2 separate regions of the Homo sapiens genome follow, and region 2 is linked to region 1. A link is a loop called in an ENCODE intact Hi-C map of the cell type or tissue named here. Cell type or tissue: IMR-90. All regions are shown on one strand. Links, peaks and the distances in the headings refer to the core of each region. The heading gives the core; the rest is flanking DNA.

Region 1 (2,922 bases), core at 236-2,735:
AAAAAAAAAAGAAAAGAAAAGAAAGAAATAGAAAAGAAGTAGGGTAAAGGAAACTCCTATTGTTTGACAGCCTCCTGTGTGCATTTAAGCACCATAGAAACCTTAGGAGAGATTTCTTATTTTCATTTTCAAGCATGACAGTTGTGAAACTGTGGCCCTCAGAGTATTTTATTTCATATTGCTATTTTTTTTATGTCCAAGATCACACAATTGGTAGTTAACGGAACTAAGTTTAGAATAGAGTTATTTGTATCTGACTTCAAACAGGCAACAATACCCTTAGCTCCATGTCCTGCTGGAGATTTTCTTAGTTCAGGAACATTTCTTTTCTCTTTAAGATAACCTTCACTATTTACAATTTTTGAGCACCATAATTTCCTTAAAAAGCATTACCTCACACTCATGTCCTACTACTGCCCAGAAACACTGAAAATAAAAGGTATTGGCTTTTGCTATTATAAATCATTTCACCTGATACCAATTTTGAAGACAAAATATGAAAAAATTCTGTCCCTGTGTCTTACTCTTTTCCAGTATTCCAGCATGACAGGCAAGGTATGTTCTAGACACAGGCAAATTTAGAAATATAGAAATATCATCTGCTGGAGAATAATTGATCCTTGTTATATGTCTGATCATATTTCTGGCTAGTCATCTTCAGAACATCAGATTTAATTAAATGTAGTAACTAATTAAAGGACAGAGTGTGTGATTGAATTCCTGGAAAATTAGAAAAGAAAATTTCAGATAGGTAGAATTCTCTTCATTTGTTCCTTTTTGGGGGGGTAACGTCTTGACCTTTTGTTAAATACAGTGCAAAGAGAATGTAATTAATGCAAGTGTGTTTTGTACGCCCAGTAATAGATTTTTTTCATTGAAACATAACTTTTATAAGATGCTTCTGTTATTACTAGCTGTCAGGCGAAAATTAAATGAGCTTGCTCCGAGCTTCAGATTTATCTTTCTGTCTACAAAAGGCTATGTGAGAGACTGAGGAGATACATAGCATTTATGATGATTCTGTAAATTAGTCCCATCAATCTGTGGTAAACATAATACATCCTCTCCCTGAAGCTAATGGCTTGGGCCAGCAATGATACTTTGCAGCCCAGCACTCTCTCGGTGTCTGTTTGGAAAATACCTCTAGCTACCAGGAACTTCTACCAGTTAGTGTGCGGGGACGCAGTTGTTTACTCAGAACATGCATGGCAGCATGAAGCAGTGCGTGCACCATCACAGATTGGAAAAAGTGTCCAGTTTAACCGGTGGAATATAGTGTCTGGTTCACTGTAGTTTCATGGCAATCAGATTCAGAAATGAAACATGAAACTGACTCAAGTGATGTGGAAGGCCCTTGCCAGCACTGTCTCCGAAGGGCTTATTTACAGTTTCTGTACCAGGAACCATCATCCTTGGTGTCTCGGTGAGGCCTGACGCCACTTCAGCCTCACGATAAGATTATCAATCTGGATTGGCAATGAACCCAATCTGTGCTTTACCTGCATTTCTAAAGCTGAAGAACAAAGCAGAAGTTAACTTTTAAATGACCTCCCTGCTTTGAGAGTCAAAGAGGAAACTTCTATCATTCAGCACTTAATTTTCCTCTTATTTGGTCTCTGCATTAGAGGATGGTCCCCGTGCACAGAGCTGACTTTTACTCTGGCTGAGTCACTAACAGTTGGGAGATGGGAAGCCACTTGGCCAAGCACCAAAAGTTTTCAGTTTCCTGTGATAACTCAGACTTCGGAAGGATGCAGAGTTTGCCCTAATGTCTTATGAGAACAAGCGGCACATCTCCAGCAGGGCCAGTGATACTGGGGGAGCAGTCGTCACTTCAATATTCCAGCATACTCTCACTGCCAGTTTTGTTCAGAGCTCCAGAAGTGCAGGGGATGTGTGAACATGTCGAATTAATGAAAAACAAAGTTAAACATTTCAGAACCTGCAAAAGGGTTCAGTTCCAGAAATGAGCAAAGGTTTGGGAAGAGTCTTATTTTTTAAGTGAGGTTTATTCATCCTCCGTAGACACAAAAATAAGTCTTTCAAAGAACATGAATATTTGAGGCACTTGGCAACATGCAGTCTTTGGCAACCTCTCCCTTATTTATACCATGTAATTATACTTGCCTTTATATGTGTGTCCTTTTCGTTTTTGAGCCTAACATGGTCTTTTGTCAAATTCCAGTTATTGATTAGCACTGGCAACTCTGAAATGTGGCTTTTTATACCTCAATAAATCTCTCTCCCCCCCCCCCCCTTAAATCACAGCAGATCTTGTTGGACATTTGGGGAGAAAACAACTTAAAATTCACATCCAGATCTTGGCTGCCAATTCAGGACTTCGTTACTATGCCATTTGCCAAGTTTTTAGCTTACTCCTCCTGAAAGTGCAGGGTTTCGGGGTGGGGGATCCCTTTTGCTAGAGTGAAGACCAAATGACATCATTAGCACTCAGCTGAATCTGTGACTCCCATGAAATTCTGGACTTCACATTCCCCCCTTTCTCTTGTTTCTCCCTATTTACTCTCCTCAACCCATCCTGTAATCTCTTCTCAAACAAAAAGCAAACAAAAAACTGCTCAAAGGCATGACATCAGTGACAAACTATGAGCCTACAGATTTGTTTGAATAAATATAAGTAAACAACCAACGACTTGGCTTTTTGTCAAGAGATTTAATCCTTTTGCCAGATGTACACTTACAGTGTTAATTTTCATTAGGGAACTGGTACCCCCTTTAAAAAGAGAAAATTAAGATTGCTGGGGAAGAAACTAGTGAGGCATGAGTGTGGGCACCAGGTATTTCTAGCCTCTCTTTATTATTTAAAGAAAGTGTCATTGTGTCTAATCTATACTACCACCAAGAAAACTTAGTTGCAGCCAATTATTCTAAACTCAGTTCTATTTAGGGTTGCATCTTTTT
Region 2 (2,922 bases), core at 166-2,665, 260 kb before region 1:
TTACTTACTTTTTTTTTTTTTTTTTTGGTAACATAACGTGACCCAGAACCATCTTTAGGAGTGTGGCAAATTCTGTCCTGTCTTTCTAGGACGGGGTAAAATAACCTGCCTCAGGATGGAACACCCAACCGAGGGAGGAAGAGAAAACTAGGGGTGCTTGCTTAGGTTGCCAGTTGCTGCAGCAAGACCTGAGGCTCCAGTGCCTCCTTCTGTGCCCGTGCCCATCTGCAAAGCAAAGGCCCAGAACTGCTGTGTCATTCTTCCACAGACCGCTCCCTGCACCAGGCTTCCCCCTTGCATGCAAGAACTCTTGTTTTCCTTCCCAGGATGCTCCTGTTGCTAGTTCTCACCAGATTTATCTCTATATGGCTGAGATCAGCTATGCACCTCTTAAGCATGAATAATTCTGATTCCCTTTAAAACTGGATGGGTCAGTTTTCCAGGAATTTACTCCAAACTAATTAATAATAATTGCCACCACTTACTGAGGCCATGGTGTAAACAGATAACTTTGCATCCACTGTCTTTTTCGTCCTCACCAACAGCTCTTATGTGATAAATATTGTTACTCCTTACTCATTTTTCAGTAGAGGAAACCAAGATTCAGGAGAATTAAGTAACTTGCCTAAGGTCACACAGATAAGGAGTAGCCAGCTAAGGAGACTTGGCTTTTCTCTTGAGACCTTGCTATCTCCAAACTTTGAAGCAATGCTATAGAGTTCTACTTCAGAAGGAAGCAGGAAGCCATATCATTTTCTTATCTTTACCTCTGCTTAGCTCCACCTTACCATTCCCTCCCCCTTAGGCATAGTCGGGTTGTTTCTGTGAGGCGGAGTTTGAGCCAAAGCATAGCACACCCTAACTTTCTCTTGGGAGGAGCTCGTCTTTCTGTTTGAGTTTCAGATGTTGTCTCTGTTGGTAGTTTCTTCATTTATTCAACATATATTTATTATAATGACAACATGCGAAATACTGAGTATGAAGTTGTTAAAAAGATGTATATGGACCTATCTTTACGGAGTTTTATAGTTTAGTTGGGAAGAATGCAGGCTATATCTAAATAAGAACAAAATAATTAACCAAGCAAGAGGTCAGTTTACTTCTGTTCCTTCTTATTGTCAAGATATTGGAAAGCAGAATTAATTTGAGTATCCAATACGTTATCTGTTGAGAAGAGTCACTTTTGTGAATGTGACTGTCTCAGAGGCAGGAATTAGTAATTTAAACCAGCGTATGTTTGAAGTTGATTAAAGGAAAATATTCAGATTCCTGAATAACGATTTAAATGTGCTGGAACATTACCTATTACCCACATATTACATGGCAATATTTTAAAAATCTGGCCAGTGTTAAAATGATAACGTTTCAGGTAGGTGGCGCTAATAAGTGTTCTTGCACTCATAGAATGTTGAGTTAGAAAATGTTGTGGGTTGCTTTGACCTTCTCCTTCCTCATTTCCCCTGAAGAAATTAAAACTCAGAAAAATTGCATATGCAGTCTTCCCCTTACTTCTCAAATTCATGACTCGTAGGATGAATAGACTCTGGTTTATTCAAGGTCTCAAGAGTTCAAGTTGTCAACATTTCACCCTCTCATACATTAGCAATGTCAATGACTTGGAAATTAATATGGTTTGAACTTCATGATTCTTTCCCTTAGATGTGGTTGAAGTACCGTGAGCTCATCATTAAGAAGCAGTTAGTTAGCTTTTCTCTTTAGCCTGCCTTGTCTAAATTTCATCTTCTACTACTAAATGGTTTTACTAGTTATAGTGACTCAAGAGGCAGTTTTACTCTGTGTGACTACTTTAGCAGACCACATTAAAGCATTTATGTTCCTCGTTAGGTTGCAGGAATGAGTTTTCTTAATGCCATCACTGAATTCCAATGGAGGAAATAAATTACTCATGCATTTTCTAATGGTTAAAAAATTTTCCAGTGTCTTGGCTGTCTAGTTCTCATCATGCAGAGGTTCCATTACCAAAGAGTAATTGTATAATTTTGACTAGCAGGTCTATACTACTTAGAAAATCAACTAAATAAAACATTTGAGTCACAGGTCCTAGGCCAAAATTTTAAAGAGCGAAGTATATGAGAGTCAACCTTTTGCAGTTGTAGGGGAAAATGCAAGACTTAGAAGAAAAAAACTGGTCTCATCTTATTAACTTACCAACTTTGTATATATAGGCAAGCTCCTTAACGTCTCTGAGGCTCATTTTCCTTATCTGTAGAAATGAAGACAGCCGTAATAATGCCTGCTTAACTATCTCGTGTGATTATTGTGCAAGTCAAATGAGATTGCAAATGTGAAGGCTTACCAGAAAAATAGTAGGAAGATCTATATAAATAGTATATTATTATAGTTTAAAAATATTGTAGTAATGATAACGATACTCATAGTGATAATCGTGATCTAAATCTTGGCATAGAATTATGTATACCAGAACATTACATTGGTTGGTATATTGACAGTGTTTGAAAAGTGCAAGTCACTAAAAGAATGATTTTGCTGTTCAACATTGATGTCAGTAAATGAAAATAGCTTGAAATACTTCCTTTGTTCCAAAAACAGTTAAAAGCAGCTTTCAAAGATAGAAATAAAAAAAAAAAAACAGAAAAAGATGAAAAACAGGTAAGTGGGGGAATAGGAGAAGGGAAAGTGGGATGTAACAAAGGGTGAAGTTAGGACTCAAAATGCGTCTCGTAAGCCCTGTTCCATTTGCTAGAGGTGTGCCAGAGATTTGGTTCTGGATTTTCCTGTAGCCAATGCGGTGAGAAAACAATCAGCTGTGTAGAATCTTAGTGTCCATAAGGTTAAATAGTGAAGCACAGAACTCTTCCTAATGATGAGACACAAGATAGTGATTTTCCCAGGGAGTCCTCATAAAGAGGACAGTGTATGATGAACGACATCTCACAGAAC

Evidence for each region. A loop is a pair of places that touch in the nucleus more often than their neighbours do. Peaks named below come from ENCODE experiments on the same cell type or tissue, not always from the same donor. Only the 100,000 strongest peaks of a DNase experiment are listed, where the experiment ranks them.
Region 2: a loop joins it to region 1, with 9 times the contacts of the local background. A loop is called at or near these places in 4 of 110 quality-filtered maps.

What each region holds. Positions count from the first base shown.
Region 1 is chr9:3,962,282-3,965,203 of GRCh38, reverse strand. All of the region lies in intron 4 of GLIS3 (GLIS family zinc finger 3), which reads left to right. Among named protein-coding and RNA genes, the nearest start is that of GLIS3-AS1, 65 kb to the right of the region's middle. In IMR-90, for the core only: no CTCF peak of the experiment used is centred there; DNase peaks (open chromatin) are centred at 1,703 and 2,583; H3K27ac peaks cover 1,010 bases.
Region 2 is chr9:4,224,411-4,227,332 of GRCh38, reverse strand. The region is part of intron 2 of GLIS3 (GLIS family zinc finger 3); the gene reads left to right. Among named protein-coding and RNA genes, the nearest start is that of GLIS3-AS2, 73 kb to the left of the region's middle. In IMR-90, for the core only: a CTCF peak has its summit at 1,376; a DNase peak (open chromatin) is centred at 1,802; H3K27ac peaks cover 196 bases.